Regions from separate parts of the Homo sapiens genome. Here region 1 is linked to region 2. The links are chromatin loops, found by intact Hi-C in ENCODE. Cell type or tissue: Caco-2. All regions are shown on one strand. Links, peaks and the distances in the headings refer to the core of each region. The heading gives the core; the rest is flanking DNA.

Region 1 (9,922 bases), core at 3,426-5,925, 62 kb before region 2:
TAAATGAACTTTGAAAATACTATGATAAGAGAAAGAGGCCAGACACAAAGGGTCACCTATTTTGTGGTTCCATTTACATGAAATGTTCAGAATAGACAAATCCATAGAAATAGAAAATAGATTAGTTGTTGTCAGGGGCTGCAGAGGGAGGAATGGGTATGGAATTTCTTTCTAGGGTGACAGAAATGTTCTGGAATGAGATAGTGATGATAGTTGTATAACTGTGAATATGCTGAAGTCTACAGCATCGTACACTTTAAAAAGTAAATTTTATGATACCTGAATTATATCTCAAAAAGCAATTATTTAAGAAGTGCTCATTGTAGCATTATTTATACTAGTAAAAAATAAAGTAGTCAAAATATCCTTTTATTAAAAAGAATATTAACTAATAATGAATTTATTTGTTAATTACACAGCCATTCAACTGTATCTATAAAATTTCATCATACCATGTAGAAGGATTATAAAATAATATTAAGTAAGATATAGTCACGACGATTTTTTTTTTTTTTTTGAGATGGAGTCTCGCTCTGTGGCCCAGGCTGGAGTGCAGTGGCGTGATCTCGGCTCACTGCAAGCTCCGTCTCCTGGGTTCACACCATTCTCCTGCCTCAGCCTCCCAAGTAGCTGGGACTACAGGTGCCCACCACCACACCCAGCTAATTTTTTGTATTTTTAGTAGAGACGGGGTTTCACCATGTTAGCCAGGATGATCTCCATCTCCTGACCCCGTGATCTGCCCTCCTCAGCCTCCTAAAGTGCTGGGATTACAGGCGTGAGCCACCGCGCCCACCAGTCACGACTCTTTTTTAAAGCATGTCTGTCTGGGTGTTTTTGTTTAAGTCTGGAAGAAAGCATACCAAACTTTTAACCAATGTTGGCTATAGGGAGTGAGACATGAATAATTTCTTCTTTTTTCTACTTTTCTATATTTTCTAAACTTTCTTCCAACATGATTATTTTTATTATTGTTATTTTTTTGAGACAGAGTCTCGCTCTGTCACCCAGGCTGGAGGGGCAGTGGCATGATCTCAGCTCACTGCAAACTCCGCCTCCCAGGTTCAAGCAATTCTCCTGCCTCAGCCTCCCAAGAGGTGGGATGACAGGCGTCTATCACCACTCCTGGCTAATTTTTTTTTGTATTTTTGTAGAGACAGGGTTTCGCCATGTTGGCTAGGCTGGTCTCGAACTCCTGACCTCAGGTGATTCGCCTGCCTCAGCCTCCCAAAGTGTATTCTTTTTATTTTATTTTGTTATTTAAAATAATCTTTCTGGGTTGTTTACCTGCTACGGATAAAGTGTCAGATTTTCAGCGTCTGGTGTTATGAAGATGAGTCCACCTCCCTCAGTGTGGAGGCTGCTGCTCTCTGGCGCAGCCACCTGAAGGGCAGGGTCCCGAGAGAACTCAGGCCCAAGGCCCTAGAGGGTGTCCCGGCTGCAACACAGATGAGTCCCGAAGAGACTGGCCCCCGCCCCCGCCGAGGCATCACCTTACAGATAGGGAGAGTCTTCTTTTCCTGTTTTAAATTGCAGTAGTTTTTTAAAATCCCTATTGTCATTTCAAAGGTGGCATGAGGCAGCTGGGTCCCCAGGCCTGTGTCTTTCCTTTGTCTGCCCCACGGACTGTTTATTTCCCTTCTGTCTCCAGTGGTCACCCTTTGGGCAGGGACACCAGCGATGTTGTTACAGGTGTTGGCTCTCTCTGGCCTCGTTTGCTCTGGAAAGGATTCTGGTGGGATCAAATGGCCCTGTGGAAACTCAAGCTGAATTGTCTTCATTTTCTATCATTTTATTTTAACATCCCAGCAGTCCCAGCCTGTCAGGGTCTCCACCGGCAGTCAGCCATTCATCAATTTAAAGCATAGCCGTAAAGTTCTGGAAAGCGTCCAACTCCACAGAAGAAATCAGTTCTTTTCTTCTCATTTTTCTTTGAAGGCAGGAAAGAATCTGCTCATCTGGATACAAGGCATGATGACTTTTGAGTCAGTCAGGAGCCTGCTTTTAGATAGTAATACTCAACATTTCATCCACAGGCCAAAACATTGTCCTGTGGAAGGTGCCAGCGCTACTACAAAACCAGTATTACAAGTGAACTTTTTGATTTCACAATAATTGTAGGCCAGGTGTGGTGGCTCATACCTGTAATCCCAGTAATCCCTTGGAGGCTGAGGTGGGAGGATCACTTGAGCCCCGGAGTTTGAGACCAGCCTGGGAAACATAGCAAGACCTCAACTCATTTAAAAGAAAGAAAAAGAAAAAAAGAAAAAAACCATCATTGTACGTGCTTATTTATTTATCACATTTCTCATTTAGTAATAACACTTATTACTTGACAGAAGGACTTTTCTTATATTAACTCATATAATTCTCTCAATAACCCATTATATTACACCCCATCTTACACATCAGAAAATCGAGGCACTGAGAGAAGGTTGTAAATGTAATCTTGTAAATGGAAGGTTCTAAAAAATTAGCCAGATTTAAGGATTAAATGAGCATTACAACTATATTAAATAATTTTTCAGGAAGACCTAGCTTCACTCTCTGCAGTGGAGGGATTTTGTTCTAAGTTGGTCTCATCTGCTCATGGCGATTCACTGGAGTGCTTCATGGGTTAGCAGAAAAGGGAAAAGAACGCAGAATGACATGCTCATCCCTTCTCTTACCAGCCTGTACCCAGCCATAGCAGGAAGATGAGACAATAGAGCAGAGAGTACCCCACTAAGGTCCAGTGGAGGTGCCAGGACCACCTGTGGAAAAGCCATTATTTTATAGAATTTCAGAGCCACCTATAAAACACAGAGAGGAAAAATGCTGAGTCACACTATGCAACCCCCATTGTACCCCATGGGAAAGGCACCCTGGAGCACCACTCCCCAGCAGACTGAAATGTGAATGGTGCCCTGTGGAGGTGTGCAATATGGATTTCTGTCCCTTGGTGATCTCAGGGAGGTCCTTTGAGATCCTGCAGAGGTAGCTGGAAACAACTGCCTGGTACACAACCCCAGACATTTCTGCCCCCAGCTTTTGCTTATGGCCTGTCTTCATGGTGACCAATGTCTCCTCTGCAAGAGAAGTGGAAGACTGGCCACCAGAAGCTTCCATTCTGCTGTGTGGGGTCTCCTAGAGAAATTTAGGAGCAAAATCCTCCCTTAGAACAAAATCATCCGCATCTGCTATTTCCCATTTCCAGATGTTTCTTACATTGATAAGCATCTCCCAAATGTTTCTCCTTGCATTGCTGTTCTTTTAAAAAAGTAAACATAAAAAGTTAAGGCACTGTTTCTCATGTTCCTCAGCCTTCTCTAAGCCAACCCTGCACAATGCTTTCTCACCCTACCTTTTCTGCATCCGAATGTCAAGAAGACTTTTAGGGGCTTTACTTTCCATGGTTTTTGTGACTAAATTAATAAATGTACTTTTTCATACTCTGTTTGCCCCCCAACCTCCTCTTCCTCGCCGTGAGGCAGGAATTGCTGTGCTAGGCCATTATTGCCATGATGTGGTCTTCAAAAACCTGGAGACTTTCCCCTAGGACATTCAGTGCTTAGTCCTATTATACCTCTGTCTGGAATATGCCACAGTTCAGAGTTATCTGAGCCACAATGAAAAGTGGCCTCTTATGGCTGGGCACCGTGGCTCACACCTATAATCCCAACACTTTGGGAGGCCGAGGCGGGTGGATCACCTGAGGTCAGGAGTTCGATACCAGCCTGGCCAACATGGTGAAACCCCGTCTCTATTAAAAATACAATAATTAGCTGGGCATGGTGTTGGATGCCTGTAATCCCAGCTACTTGGGAGGCTGAGGCAGGAGAATCGCTTGAACTTGGGAGGTAGAGGTTGCAGTGAGCTGAGATCGCGCCATTGCACTCCAGCCTGGGCGACAAGAGCAAAACTCAGTCTCAAAAAAAAAAAGAAAGAAAGAAAAAGAAAAGTGACCTCATATACCATCCAGTCAAGCTCGGTCTTATTTGACAAACATTATATCATTTATGCAAGTGTTTCAGATGCATCCCAAAGTGCCAGGAGGGCCCCTATTGCCAGAGCTGACTTCACGTGCACATCACCTGTGTTCACACAAGGCCCACATTTAGAAGGGCTCCGTATTTGGTTTAATGCCATGTTGATGTTATCTTGAAGTTCTTGATCATTTTTTAATAAGGGGCCCCACATTTCCATTTTGTCCTAGGCCCTAGGCATATCAGTCGCTGGTCCTGCTCACAGCTTCTGTTGCCACTCTCCATGCCCTGCCCCACGGTCCTCCTGCTCCACGATTTGGGAGCAGAGAGGTTTGGCTCCCAAAAGAACTTTGAGGTTTAGTTCCTGAAGTCTTTACATAATTTATTACTAGTTCTCTTTTTCCAAGGAGGAATCTTAGAAAAGTGACATCCCTGGAAGGTTCAAAGATCATTACCCCAGTTCCCCAGGGCTAGGTAGGAACAGCTCCAACTCTAAAACCTGTAGGAGGGGAACTGGTTTTTTGTTTTTTTTGTTTTTTTTTTTTTTCAGGAATGCGGGTGGTGGTGGACCGGAGTAGATATTTTGTAAAGTGGTGAAACTAAACAGTATCTAACAGATTGCCTTTATAGGACCATATTACTGTGTTCCTCTAGCACTGAAAGAAAGGTAAGGAGCTGTCATTTCCGGAAGGCCAAAGAGCCCTAGGCAGATGGGCCATTTTGCCTGAATCTAGCTTGGAAAGTACTGCCTGATGAGAAGACATAATTCTTACGTCTATAGGGAACCTTGAGACAAGAAGTCTGGATGTGAGTGACTGCACTAGCAGGCAAACCCCCTCCAAGATAAGAGAGGAATTTGTAGTTGATGCACTATTTTGAGATCACAAGAGGTCAGTCAGGGTGAGAATGCAGCATTTCAAAGTGTGTTGATGATAGAAGCCAAAGAGCCCCTAAGTCAAGGACTCTCCAAGATAGGACTGTCCTCTCTGGCAAGCACAGGGGTGACATTTTAGACAAATCATCTCATCTTTCTGGGCTTGGTTCCTCATTTCTAAATGGTAATAATATTAGTACCAACCACATGGGGTTGTTGAGAAGAATAAATTAGTTTTTACATTAAAAGCAATTAAAACAGTGGCTGGCATATTGTAAACACTCCAGAAGTCATGGTTATGATTCATATTACTATGAAGTGATGACTTCCTCACTAAATAGCAGGTACAGGTAAAGACTGAGTTCTCTAGATGCCATCTTGAGCCACTTCCCTTTTAGCCTTGCCCATCAGATAGACCCCAGGTGTCCCTAGTCCCAGCACACATTCTTTCCAGGTGGCATTCTAGATGCTAGGAAGAAGAGAGACTGATATTTGGGAGGCTGGATGGAGGAAAAGGACAGCACCTATGAAGTGTTCTTGTTGAAGGAGAAGAAGCTGCCAGAAGAGGACTTCCAGTTTCCATCCCAGCAAATAAGAAGCTTGGAAGTCGCCACACTATCCTAACAAAAAGTAAAAAGCTGGGCCAGGCACACTGGTTCGCTCCTGTAATCCCAGCACTTTGGGAGGCCAGGGCAGGCAGATCACTTGAGCCCAGGAGTTTGAGACCAGTCTGGGCAACACGGCAAATCCTTGTCTCTACAAAAAATACAAAAATTACTCAGGCATGATGGCGCATGCCAGTGGGCCCAGCTACTCCCGAGGCTGAGGTGGGAGGATTGCTTAAGCCTGGGAGGTAGAAGTTGCAGTGAGCCGAGATCACGCCACTGCACTCCAGCCTGGGTGATAGAGCCAGACTCTGTCTCAAATAAATAAATAAATAAAGTCTGAACAAACTGAAAAAGCAACAGCTCTTCTTAGATCCATAAGAGAAGAGAGGTTACAGGGCAAATCACTGCTCCCAAATTGAAGAGACAGGCAGGTGAATACAGAGAATCACAACAGACCAGAGCACAAACTGTGGGAACCAGGGCCAGGGTAGGAAAACCTACACTGTAATTGACTAATTACTGGAGGCTCAGTGTGGATAACTCTAAGAGTGAAAAACTCTAAGACCTAGTCATGGGGATGGGAGACTCCTACACGTTTGTGTGTTTTACCCCCAAGAGCTTGACCTGGTGCTCCCATTGAATATTGGAGAAAAATCCCTCATGTTTCCAGTACAGGGAGGGGGAAAGGAGCCATTTTGGAATACACCAAAACATTCTGTTCTTCTTAACAAGGTCTGCCCTCAAGAGAAACTATTTTACCAGTGCCTAAACTACTGGGGCTTTATCAGTACCTAACTGACCTGGAGGAAAGGAAACACCAAACTGGATCCCCCTCAAATCTTCCTGTCCCACCCACAGGAGAGGAGAGGGTACCGAGAAGCAGGTGTGACATTCACAGTCCAGAGGCACAGGCTCCCTAAGGGATTCAGACCAAATCATAGGACTGTGGAACACTTTCCCATTGCCTAATGCCTTACCACCACATCACCAAAGGCCCATTTACAACAGTTCCTTTTACCCAAGACACCATGCCAGGCTTTGAAGAAAAAGTTACAAGGCATACTAAAGACAAAACAACAAAGTCCAAACAGACAGAGCAAACATTAAAGCCAGATTCGGGTATGACATGGATGTTGAAATGATCAGACCGGGAATGTAAAACAGCTATGACTAGTATGCTAAGGGCTCTAATGGATAAAGTAAGCGGCATGCAAGAACAGATGGGCAATGTAAGCAGAGAGATGGAAATTCTAAGAACTAAAAAGAAAAAGAAACGCTAGAGATAAAAAACACTGTGACAGAAAAGAAGAATGCCTTCAATGAGCTTATTAGTAGACTGGATATGGCTAAGAAAATAATCTCTGAGCTTGGGTGTATTTCAATAGAAACCTTCAAAACTGAAAAGAAAACAGAAAAAGGACTGAAATAAGTAGAACAGACCATCCAAGAACTGCAGGACAACTACAAACGGTGTAAATGGGAATATAAAAAGGAGAAGAATGAGAGAAAGGAAAAGAAGAAATATTTGAAAGAATAATGATTGAGAATTTCCCTCAATTAAGATCAGATACCAAACCACAGATTCCAGAAGCTCAGAGAACACAAAGCAGGATAAATGCCCCAAAAATACACCCAGGCATATCATGTTCAAACTGTAGAAAATCAACAGTAAAGAAAATCTTGAAAGAAGCCAGAGGGAAGAAACATCTTATCCTACAGAAGAGCAAAGGTAAGAATTATGTCTGACTTCTCTTCAGAAACAAAGCAAACAGGAAGAGAATGGACTAAAATACTTAAGGTGTTGAGAGAAAACAACCACCAACCTAGAATTCTGTACCCTGCAAAATTATCCTTCAAACATGAAGAAGTAAAGACTTCCTCAGAAAAACAAAAATTGAGAAAATTCTTTTTCCAATACAACTGCCTTGCAAGACATGTTAAAAGAAGTTATTTAGAAAGAAGAAAAATTATACAAATCAAAAACTGGGATCAACATAAAGAAAGGAAGAGCATCAGAGAAGGAACAAGTGAAGGTAAAATAAAAACCTTTATTTTTCTTATTTGTTTTGTTTTTTTTTTTTTTTTTTTTTTGAAATGGAGTCTCACTTTGTTGCCCAGGCTGGAATGCAGTAGTGTGATCTCTGCCCACTGCAGCCTCTGCCTCCCAGGTTCACGCAATTCTCCTACCTCAGCCCGAGTAGCTGGGATTACAGGGGCACACCATCATGCCCAGCTAATTTTTATATTTTTATTAGAGTTGGGGTTTCACCATGTTGGCCAGGCTGGTTTTGAACTCCTGACCTCAGGTGATCCACCTGCCTCGGCCTCCCAAAGTGCTGTGTTTACAGGCATGAACCACCGTGCCTGGCCTTATTTTTCTCATTCTTAATTGATCTGATAGATATCAGTCTGTTCAAGATAATGATAGCATCAATGTACTTAATTGTATATGCTTACGTATAAGTGAAGTGAATGACAGCAATGATACCAGGGATGGAAGGGAGGAATTAAAATTATTTTGTTATCTTAGGTTACTTGTACTATCCATAAGCGATATAGTGTTGTTTGGGGTTTGTTTGTGTGTGTGTGTTTTAGATTTTTTGTTTTATTTGAGATGGGGTCACACTCAGGCCAGAGTGCAGTGGCGCCATCGTGGCTCACTCCTGGACTCAAGTGATTCTCCTACCTTGGCCTCCCAAAGCACCGGGAGACCAGGCATAAGCCACTGCACCCAGCTGGTATAGTGTTATTTGAAGTGGACTTGGATGAGTTGTAAATGTATATTGCAAACTCTAGGGCAACTTCTAAAAAAAAAAAAAAATTAAAAAAAACTGATATGCTTAGAAAGAAGAGGAAATGGAATAATAAAATGTTCAATTAAAACACAAAAGGAAGAAAAAGAGTAGAAGACAAAATAAGAACAAAGAACCAGGGCAACTTATAGAAAACAACAATAAATATGGTAATATTCATTCAGCTACATCAATAATCACTTTGAATATCAATGGCCTAAATGCACCCATTTTAAAAATAATTATTATTATCATTATTTTATTATTATTTTGAGACAGGGTCTCACTCTGTCACCCAGGCTGGAGTGCAGTGACACAATCAAGGCTCACTGCAGCCTTGACCCCCAAAGCTTAAGCAATCCTCCCACTTCCGCCTCCGGAGTACTTGGGACTACAGTGCGCACCACTATGCAGGGCTAATTTTTTATTTTTCATAGAGATGGGAGTCTCACTGTGGTTCCCAGGCTGGTCTCAAACCCCTAGATGCAAGTGTTCCTCCTGCCTTAGCTTCCCAAAGTGCTGGGATTATAGGTGTGAGCCACTGTGCCCAGCCTAAATGCACCCACTAAAGGACAGAGATTGTTAAAGTGAATTGAAAAACAAGACCTGATTACATGTTGTCTACAAGAAACAAACTTTAAATATAAGAATCCAGATAGATTTAAAGTAAATGTATAGAGAAAGATATAACACAGTAACAGTAATTAGGAAAACAAGGATATATTAGTTTTGGAAAGAATAGACTTCAGAGCAAGGAAAGTTATCATGGACAAAGAGGGCAATATACAATAATAAAGAGATCAATTCTCCAAGAAGAAATAACAGTCCTTAATTTATGCTCCTAACAGAGCATCAAAATAGGTGAGGCAAAAAGCAACAGAACTGCAAGGAGAAGTAGATGAATCCACTATTTTGGCTGGAGACTTCAATACCCTTTTATCAAAAGTGGACAGACCCAGGAGGCAGAATATAAGTAACAATATAATTGAAGTCAATGACTTGATCAATCAATTGGATATAATGGACATCTATAGACTACTTCATCCAACAACAGCAGAATACACATTCTTCTCAAGGTCACATGGAAAAATCACCTGAGGTCAGGAGTTCGTGACCAGCCTGGCCAACGTGGTGAAACCCCATCTCTACTAAAAATACAAAAATTACCCTGGCATGGTGGCACATGCCTGTAATCCCAGCTACTCAGGAGGCTTGAGGCAGGAGAACTGCTTGAACCCAGGAGGCAGAGGTTGCAGTGAGCCAAGATCACGCCATTGCACTCCAGCCTGGGTGACACAGCAAGACTCTGTCTAAAAAAAAAAACAAAAACAAAAACAAATAAAAAAACAAAAACAAAAAAAGTTCACCAAGATAGGATTCTGGGACATAAAGCACACCTTAACAAATTTAAGCAAATAGAAATCACACAGTGTCTGCTATCGGACCGCAATAGAATTAAACTAGAAATCAATAACAGAAAGATAGCTGGAAAATTCCCAAGTACTTGGAGATTAAACAACACACTTCTAAATAACATGTGAATCAGAGAAGAAATTTCAAAAGAAGTTTTAAAATATTCTGAACTAAATACAAGTGAAAGCACAGCTTATCAAAATTCGCAGATGCACCAAAACAGTGCTTAGGGGGCAAATTACAGCATCGAATGCAAATATTTAAAAAGAA
Region 2 (9,922 bases), core at 2,523-5,022:
ATGGGAAAAGAAGCAACGCAGAGCATTTGGTCCCTGGTTTAGCTGTTTGCTGTCTGATGTTCTCTGTGTTTGGGCATCAGCGTCCAAGCCCTGCTTATGCCCACTGGGCCAGTCTCTCAGGAGAGCAACAGGGTACCCTATACCTATTCATTCAGAGCCAGCAGCCAGGTGATTACTCAGCATAAAGAAACTTCTTTTGAGCCACATCATCCATGACATTGGATCCAAACTGCCAAGTCCACAAGGCTGCAAAATTTCCCCAATGTATTCATTTGGGTTCCAGTTAAATGGACAATAATGATCCTTTAGGAGTGTGTGGTGAAGTGTGAACACATCCAGCACCTTCTGCTTTACAAAACACTTTCTCACCTGTTGACCAGATGACTCTACCCATGCTCCCACCAGTTAGGGAGGCAGAGAAAATGTACCCCATTTGATAGATGAGGAAACAGGCTAGAGTTGCCAACTAGGTTCAAGGTCGATGTCCCCTGTCATAGTGGCTGAAGGACATAAACAGTGTGAAGGTCAGGGGCGGGAGAAGAAGTGATTTATTGACCAGGTCTCCATCCAGCCTTTTTGGGATATGACTCTTTCAGCAGAATGTCAAAAAGTCTAATTTTCTGTGGACTCCAGAAAAGTTGATTTTGATCAGATCAACAAGCCACCTCAGAGTGTTGAACTCATACCCTCTGGCTTTTTCTGCTAATGACTATGAAATTCACATTCAGTGATGAACCTCTTCTCAGGATGGAATGCTTTTATAGTAATGCCAATTAATAACTTTCTTCTTCTCCTAGCCCTCTTTGTGATGTTGAATCACAGGGCATAGATGCTGGCAGGGCTTTAGAGGCACTAGTAATGTGGTTTTTAAATTTTTTTCATTGACTGATCAGCATCTTTCATCTCCTTGGTTCATAACCTGTGAAGTAGGCAACAGCCTGGATCATTATCCCCATCTTATACGCGAAATAACCAAGAAAAAAAGCGGCTAAGCCACTTACCCAAGTTGTAGAGCTAGGTCTAGAACATGTCTTATGACTCCCAAACAATGCTCAATCTACTACATCAAACTTCCTTTCTCTTCCACCCTGCAGATTAGATGCAAATTACTACATGCTTGAGCTTCACCGAGAAGGAAACCAGCTCAGAGAGGAGTAGAGGTCTGGCCTTCATGGCAGTGTGGGAGAGCTCCTTGACTCTTACCCTCCCTCCAGAGACAGAAACAGTTTCCCTTCAAACCATCATGAGGATTGTTGCACGCCAGCTCTGTCTTAACTTAAATATGACTCCAGGTCAATATCAAAAGGAAGGTGACAGTGTCCACCTACCCATTCCCCAGTAGCTGGCCACATTGTGCCGTCCTAGCCACAGCTGAGCCTGCTCCAGGCCATTCTCTTGAAACACATACTAGCATCCTCCCCCGAGCCCAGCTTCCACTGACAGGCAGGCTCTGAATCCAGCAGGCTGCTGCCTGAAGCAGCTCCCAGCAGGAGCTAGATGGAGGCCGGCAAGGTTACAGGTGCTTTTCATCCAGCCTCACAGGAGAGCACCAACTTCCTGCTGCTAGAAATTTGTCTGCAAATTTTTGTCTTCATTCAAATCGATGGATAGAAGCCGGGAGACACTGGGGTGATATGATAACTTGATTAAGCCCCAGAACAGATGACACGGTAGCTTAAAGGCCATGTGCTCTCCTCCTTAACCTCTCCCAGGGAGACCGCAGGCTTTGCTAGTAATTGGCCCATTGTCCTTCCACTGCGATTCCTGCACAAGCCGGGAATCGCCTGGCTAGGGGCTCCTCTCTGGGGCAGCCTTAAATACTCTCAGACCAGTCAGGCCTAGGGAACTGTGAAAAATACCTGTGCAATGGAACATACCAGAGTCACATTCTGAGAAGCTAAAAATGACCCTTACTGAAAACAATGACCTAGGATATTCTCCCATCCTCAAGCACAACTGTAAATTGCAACACACACAGGGATGAAAGCCCAAGACTGTTAAAAGGTGTTCAAACTTTTAGAATATTCCGTTCTTTTGGGGGAAAATCCCCCTGACCTTTCATTTTTGTCGAGGTTGGTGTCTCCTGCTGGATTACCCATTATTGAGAATGTTTTTGATCAACCACTTCCAGATACTCTGGCATTCACTGGTGTGAGCCCGTCTTGGGTGAGCTAAGGTGGATACCTGTGTATATCATTGCCTCTGGAAAAGAGATAGGTGGGTTCCAAGCCAGAAAGAAGAGTGCTAAATAGAAGATATAAGTAGAGCTGGGCGTGGGGTCGTGAACAGTGGCTCAGGCCTGTAATCTCAGCACTTTGGGAGGCTGAGGCGGGCAGATCACCTGAGGTCAGGAGTTGGAGACTGGCCTGGCCAACATGCCAAAACCTCGTCTCTACTTTAAAAAAAAAAAAAAGGGCCGGGCACAGTGGCTCACGCCTGTAATCCCAGCACTTTGGGAGGCCAAGGCGGGCGGATCCCGAGGTCAGGAGGTCGAGACCATCCTGGCTAACATGCTGAAACCTCGTCTCTACTAAAAATACAAAAAAAAAAAAAAAATTAGCCAGGCGTGGTGGCGGGCGCCTGTAGTGCCAGCTACTCGGGAGGCTGAGGCAGGAGAATGGCGTGAACCCGGGAGACGGAGCTTGCAGTGAGCGCGGCACTGCACTCCATTCAGCCTGGTCGACAGAGCGGGACTCCGTTTCAAAAAAAAAAAAAAAAAAGTAGCCGGGTGTGGTGGCGGACGCCTGTAATCCCAGCTACTTGGGAGGTTGAGGCAGGAGAATCGCTTGCACCTGGGAGGCGTAGGCTTCGGAAAGAGGAGGCTTCAGTGAGCCGAGACCGCATCACTGCACTCCAGCCTGGGCGACAAAGCGAGACTCCATCTAAAAAAAAAAAAAAAAGATGTAAGTAGATATTTGCTGTGATGATAGTTTTGCATTCTATTTTAAAATCTTCTGTCAGTCTTTGTTCAGTGATAGACTTAAGACATTTAAGAGCTGAGAGGGAGCGGAACACGAATCCCCTCAACCCATTTTTTTTTAGGAATATATGAGAGGAATAAAATTCGCTACTGTCTGCTCAAAGTTTGAGTTGGACCCTTGCTGGGGAATGTGAAAAACAAAGCTGTTGGTGACGCTTTGAAAATCAGCAAGGTGTACTATTAAAGGTTAAATAAATGCTATTTTAAATTCTCATTCATTATGATTTATTGCTCAAGTCTCCCTATGAGAAAGAGGGCTACAGTATGCCAACATCACCCCTTTCTGTCTTTGTCATGGGAATGGAATGTCTTTTGAACTGCTAAAGTAGATAATTCCATGCCTGGAAGAAAAACGAAGGCAGGGGGAGGGGAGAGTAGAAGGAAAAAAGATCCTCTCATTTCCTAATAACTGCAAAGGCCAGGAATGTGCCACAGCGGCATTCAGGAAAATTCGGCGATGCGTGCCACCGTTGGGTGCGCGCCCCGTCCCTCTAGTGCCAGGTGGGGGACTGGGAAGCCGCCTCTGCCATCTGCCAAGGACCCACGCGGCCTGAGTGATTTACCCATTCCCGGCAATGGCGAGATTTCTTTCTAAAAAAAAAAGAAAAAAGAAAGAAAAAAAAAATCTTTGTTGTTTCACCGTTGGCCTCTTGGCCTCGAAGGGCAGCGCGCGCCCCGCCTGCAGTCCCCCGGGCCGCGCGGCTGGAAAGGCCTCTCTGAAGGGGGCGTTCCGCTCTGCCCACTGCGACTCCGGCCATTGTCCTCATTCGCCCCGCACGGGGACTGAGGAGGGGGCTTTTTAAGTAGTTCCCCGGGAACAAAGGGGACTCAGGCGCCGGGCTTCATTACGGGCTCGTTGGCCACACCAGCGGCCCCGCCTCTCGCCACAGCCTCGGCCACAACCAGCCCCAGCCAGTGGCTCAAGGCCGCCGCCGCCGCCAGCTTGCTGGCTCCTCCCGGCCCTCCCCCTCCTGCCCCCTCCGTCCCCTCCCCTCCAGCCCCGGGCCCCCGCTGCGCCCACGCCCCGCCGGACCGCTCCCGCCTGCCAGGTAAAAGCAGAGCGCCGGGATCCACCCGGCCCCGGGCCGCTCCAGACCTGCCCCACGCCCTGGCGTGTCCCTTTCCCGGTGGGGACCCTCTAGCGGCCTGAGTTTGAGAGAAGATCTAAGCTAAGCCGCCACAGCGAGGGACCACATTGAGAAGATCGGAGCCTGCCTGGCCGTTGTGAGCCTCCTCTCCTGCGGCTGAACAGACCTAACTGACTACAGCCAGGAGTGGGTCATTCGAGGGTCAGGAGAGGTTTTAGACGTAAAATACACACGTGGGTGACCTCAAACATACTCTCTGAGCCTCTTGTTGAACAAAATGGAGCTAGGCAGTTTGGGGTTCTTTGTTTGTTTGTTTTTACATGGAGTCTCACTCTGTCACCCAGGCTGGAGTGCAGTGGTGCAATCTCGGCTCACTGCAACCTCCGTCTCCCAGGTTCAAGTGATTCTCCTGCCTCAGCCTCCCAAGTAGCTGGGATTACAGGCACGCGCCTCCACGCCTGGCTAATTTTTGTATTTTTAGTAGAGAAAGGGGGTTTCGCCATGTTGGCCAGGCTGGTCTCGAACTGCTGACCTCAGGTGATCCGCCTGCCTCAGCCTCCCAAAGAGCTGGGATTACAGGAGTGAGCCACCACGTGGAGCTAGGCAGTTTTAAGAGTGATCAATAATGTATGAGACACGCTCCTTTCTAGTAGGTGCTGCTTAAATCATAATTAGTGTCATTGTCGCATGGAACCTACAGCATCCAACGTAAGAGGCTTTGAAAAGTGCTTCTGGGCCGGACAAGGTGGCTTCCCCCTGTAATCCCAGCAACTCTTGGGGCTGAAGTGGGAGGATTGCTTGAGGCCAGGAGTTCAAGCACAGTCTGGGAAACGTGGCAAGAGCTCATCTCTAAAAAATAAAATCAATTAGCCAGGCATGGTGATGCCCACCTGTAGTCTTAGCGACTCAGGGGGCTGAGACACGAGAATTGCTTGAGCCCAGGAGTTTAAGCCTCCAGGGAGCTGTGATCACAGCACGGTACTCTAGCCTGGGCAACAAAAGAGACCCAGTCTCTTTTAAAAATTTAAAAATAAAATAAGAATGAAAGTGCTCTGAAGTGATGAGGACCGCAATGGAGCGTCAACAGCAGGCTAGGAAATCATAGCACGTGCTCCTCCACTGAGAGAAACCTCCTCCGTGCGCCCCCTGCTCCTGCCTAAGCTCCTCTGCAGAAGGACCTTCAAAGCCTGGGGCAAGCTCCCCCGCAGGTGCTGCACAATGATAAATCCTGATGCATAAGAGCCCCAGACAAGGCTAATGGGCCACGCGTGGGAAGCCAGGAGGTAATTGAATGGAGAGATTTCCCTGGGTGGCTGGGAGGGCTGCTCCACGCTGAACCATGCCAAGCTCCACTGCTCACAGAGGATCTGGCCAGCGCCCGCAGGAAGTGGGTGAAAGAACATTCACTGGTAGAAAAGAGTGCAGCCTCCCAGGGGAGCTTCCCATAGGGCCAAAGAGCTCGCACTCCAGCTCCTCGGTGGCACCCCGGATTAGTTGAAAGGCTGCCCTCATTGGTGCCCGCCCAGAGGACTCCTGATACATCAGATGAGGCCTGGGCAGGCAGGTGGGAAGCACAAACCCACAGGCAGCTGAGAACAGATACAAATCCTCTCCTCCATCCAAACAGAAGACCATTTGTTCCTTCTCCGTTGGGGTGGGCACTGAGGAAGGCAGTTTGTTGCAGAGTGGAGCAGACAGCAAGCTGACTGCTGTCCCCAGATTGCCGCCCACACCTAACCAGGACTAGCCCTGGGAGCAAGGAGGGAAAATGTAGGACAGTGACCAACGGTGGCCCTGCGGATGGGTGAGCACACTCCTACTCCTTCACACAGCTCATACCAGGCACCAGATCCCAGTGATGCTGTGTCATCCACAGCACACCAGCGGTTACACCTGAGGTTCCCAAAGAAGTAATGGATTTGGCATTTTCTTTTTTTCTTTCTTTTTTCTTTTTTTTTTTTGAGACAGAGTCTCACTTTTGTTGCCCAGGCTGGAGTGCAATGGGACGATCTTGGCTCACAGTAACCTCTGCCTCCTGGGTTTAAGTGATTCTCCTGCCTCAGGCTCCCGAGTGGCTGGGATTACAGGCATGCGTCACCATGCCCAGCTAATTTTGTATTTTTAGTAGAGACGGGGTTTCTCCATGTTGGTCAAGCTGGTCTTGAACTCCTGACTTCTGGTGATCCACCCGCCTTGGCCTCCCAAAATGCTGGGATTACAGGCATGAGCCACCGCACCTGGCCGGATTTGGCATTTTCTTTTCTTTTTCTTTTTTTTTTTTTTTTTTTTTGAGACAGAGTCTTGCTCTGTTGCCCAGGCTGGAGTGCAGTGGTGCCATCTCGGCTCACTGCAAGCTCCGCCTCCCGGGTTCACGCCATTCTCCTGCCTCAGCCTCCCAAGTAGCTGGGACTACAGGCGCCCGCCACCACGCCCGGCTAATTTTTTGTATTTTTAGTAGAGACGGGGTTTCACCGTGTTAGCCAGGATGGTCTCGATCTCCTGACCTCGTGATCCGCCCGCCTCGGCCTCCCAAAGTGCCGGGATCACAGGCGGGAGCCGCCCGCCCGGCCGGATTTGGCATTTTCAAAGCACACTATCGTTTTCTTGCTGGATTGATGTCTGGCAAGCTTGCCTGATAACTGGCCTGGGTGTACTTCCTTCTTTGATTTGTATATATTTTAATCTTTTATTTACATGTCCTGCCTATTTTTTTCATAGTGACCGTGAATTAACTGGAACAGTTTTTTTAATTCTTAAAAAAAGAAACAGAACCCATTGAATAGTCTTAGAACTTAGATCTACCAGTGAGAGAAACTGCTAGTTGAGACTAAAATAGAGCTTTAAACTACCAAGAGATGTAGAGGCCCGGGGCGCTTGTGGGCAAGCACGTGTCAGCATGGGGAGGAAGAGGCACAGCCGCAGCCCAGGACCCATGCTGATGCCCTCACCACTTCCATCCTCTCAGATAAGATCATTTCACTCCTGAGAGAGGATCTTCCTTCTCCTAAAGCCTCCTAAACCTCACGGCCCACACCCAGTCTCTCCGACGTGAAGGGACGCTGTCCTAGGGGCGCCGGGGAGCCCAGTGCAGTCTTCCTGAGGCAAATGTGCCGCACAAGGTTTTCCCCATCTGGGATCGGGGAGCAACTGAAGGCCTGGCTGCTGGAATGCTCCTGAAACACATTAGGTGAGCAGGCCTCAGGCAAGGAGGGATGAGGCCCAGGACCGATGACGCAATCTTGGCCTCCGCTAGAGGGCTGGCTTGGGAAGGAGGTGGAAAGCTTCCATAATGAGATTCCCAGCCCGGCTCAGTCAAGCAGAGGCAGTGACTTTAGCCAAGGGCCTTGCTCTGGATGGAGCAGAATCCTACGGGCTGCTCTTGGAAGAACTGGTTTAATCTAGAGCAACACGGTCTCAAAATAAGGGTATTTGTGTACGGGAGGGATGCTTTGGGGGAGAGGAGAGAATATGTAAATATTTTTTGGTGGTGGTTTTAAAAGTCTGGGGAGAAATCTGCTAAATGAAAAACTTAACATACATTTAATATTCACGTGCATTGCATATAATAAAACAGTCCATTTTAAGTCTAAAGTTTTGCTTTTTAAAAACTCTGTGAAAGCTTCAAAATGAATTTTGTTCAACCTCCTCTCTTAACTCGACACTTAAATATTAACTGAACTGTTTCTGAACTCCGATTTTGAACTAGTTAAAAATCTTATTTCATTAGACATTTCTGAAGCCCATAAGATTTCTCCCCAGTGGGGTATGGCCCGCCTGCCCATTGCAGATGAACCAGTACGCTGGCATGTGAGCGGCCTCCACAGCTCATATGCGGCATGTATATAAAACCAGTGTTTAAGTCAACATCACTTTATTTTTTAAATGCTGGTTTTCAGTCTAATTCACAATTTTTTGGAAACTATAATATACTTGATGCTTTTACAGGCTCTCAACATTGATAATACTTGAATCATTGTGGGTGACCTTGGGCTTCTGGAGCTTTAAGGAACAAAGTTAAGTGACACATCCCGTTACAGAAAAAGGTATATTCTGTATATCCTATATTCTATATAACTATGGACTAGTCACCCTCCTTATTCTGATTAGCATTCAAAAGCATCACCACAATACCTCTCATACTCTTTTGACGCGGCATAGCACTGGATATATCTGTTCTGTTTCATTGTTGGACCTTTAGCAAACACTTACTGATTTCCTCCAACGTGCCACGTTCTGTGCTTTCTGTTCTTGAAGCCACATTCAGTAGAAGATACAAACATGGAACAAATAAAGATGGTATTATGTTGTTAAGTGTTAAATTAAAGAAATAAACAGAGAGCAAAAAGGAGGAAGGTACAAACTCTGCCCAGAAGAGGGAAGAGAAAGTAGGGAAGGCTTCCCTAAGGAGGAAGCATTGGGAATGGCTCCTTGCTTTTAGGGACCCTGTCTGGGACTGTAACCACAGCTTCCTGAATGGTCTCCAGCTCCCACACTTCAAGCAAGAGGATAAGTAAAGTTCTAACAGTGTGCTGGGGGACAGCCCTTACCACCACCACAGCCCGCCAGCCCACCCCCGCCAGGCCTGGAGCTCTTCAGCAGGAGTGGGGAATAGCCATTCTGATTAAAAGTGACAGCCAGACCTCTGCAAGATGTCAACAAGGACCCTCCAACAACTAGTAATAAAGGAACACATTCATTTACTAAGCACTGACATTTTGAAGGGTAAATTCTGGTGAACGACACCCACTCATCCCTCTGACTCCTACTCTTAGCTAATGACCCTGACAGTCAAGTTGCTTTTGTACCTGCTGTTCCTTCTGCCTAGAGCACCTTCCTCCTCTTTAAGGACAGGCAATATAGACACCAATTCATCCAGGAAGCCCTCCTGATAACCCCCAACTAAGGGAACGTCGACATCCACCACTTCATTCATTCAGCTAAAGCTTACTGAGCACACACCATGTGGCAGACACGAGGGACACAGTGGTGAACAAAACAGACAAAATATACTGCCCTCGCGGAGCTTATATTCTAGTGCATGGAAATGAACAATAAGCAAAATAAACAAGGGAAACACATAGTGTATTAAGATAGAGGAGAATCGGTGGGGGCGGCCCACCCTGGCAGGAAAGTATATTGATAACAGAATTTAGAATTGCTGGTGTGCGGGGCTCATAAAGAGCAAACCCACTTTGAGTTTATTTCACGATTATTTTCAAATTCTCTACAGATGACGCACCTCCTTAGGTCCTGCTCCCAGTCACCATTGAATCAGAATGCCACTGGATTAAAGAGTGACAGGTCAAAGGGAGGAAGCAGAGCAAGGATGGAGAAGGAGGAATGGGTGTTGAACGGGCTGCAATTTTAAATAGGATGGTTAGGGAGGGAGCCGTCACTAAGGTGACAACGTGAGTAAAGATCTTGGAGGGAGGCCGGGCGCGGTGGTTCACACCTGTAATCCCAGCGCTTAGGGAGGCCGAGGCGGGCGGATCACGAGGTCAGGAGATCAAGACCATCCTGGCCAACATGGTGAAACCCCGTCTCTACTGAAAATACAAAAAAAATGAGCTGGGTATGGTGGCTGGTGCGTGTAGTCCCAGCTACTCGGGAGGCTGAGGCAGGAGAATGACGTGAACCTGGGAGGCAGAGCTTGCAGTGAGCAGAGATTGCACCACTGCGCTCCAGCCTGGGCGACAGAGCGAGACTCCGTCTCAAAAAAAAAAGGTCTTGGAGGGAAAGAGTTCCAAGCAGAAGAAACAGTAAGTGCAAACATTGTGAGGCAGGAGAGAGTAAGCACAGAGGAGAGCAGTGAGAGAACCAGAGAGAACAGGGACATGGACCACATGGTCCTTTG

What was found. A loop is a pair of places that touch in the nucleus more often than their neighbours do. Peaks named below come from ENCODE experiments on the same cell type or tissue, not always from the same donor. Only the 100,000 strongest peaks of a DNase experiment are listed, where the experiment ranks them.
Region 1: a loop joins it to region 2, with 4 times the contacts of the local background. A loop is called at or near these places in 1 of 110 quality-filtered maps.

The regions. Positions count from the first base shown.
Region 1 is chr3:194,230,550-194,240,471 of GRCh38, forward strand. The region is part of intron 1 of LINC02036 (long intergenic non-protein coding RNA 2036); the gene reads right to left. Among named protein-coding and RNA genes, the nearest start is that of LINC02037, 12 kb to the right of the region's middle. RefSeq lists enhancers at 929-1,430, 1,431-1,930. In Caco-2, for the core only: no CTCF peak of the experiment used is centred there; no DNase peak of the experiment used is centred there.
Region 2 is chr3:194,293,277-194,303,198 of GRCh38, forward strand. It overlaps LINC00887 (long intergenic non-protein coding RNA 887), which reads right to left. Exons shown (of 3, transcript NR_024480.1): 3 at 7,923-9,922. Among named protein-coding and RNA genes, the nearest start is that of LINC00887, 15 kb to the right of the region's middle. In Caco-2, for the core only: no CTCF peak of the experiment used is centred there; DNase peaks (open chromatin) are centred at 3,385 and 3,935; H3K4me3 peaks cover 1,373 bases.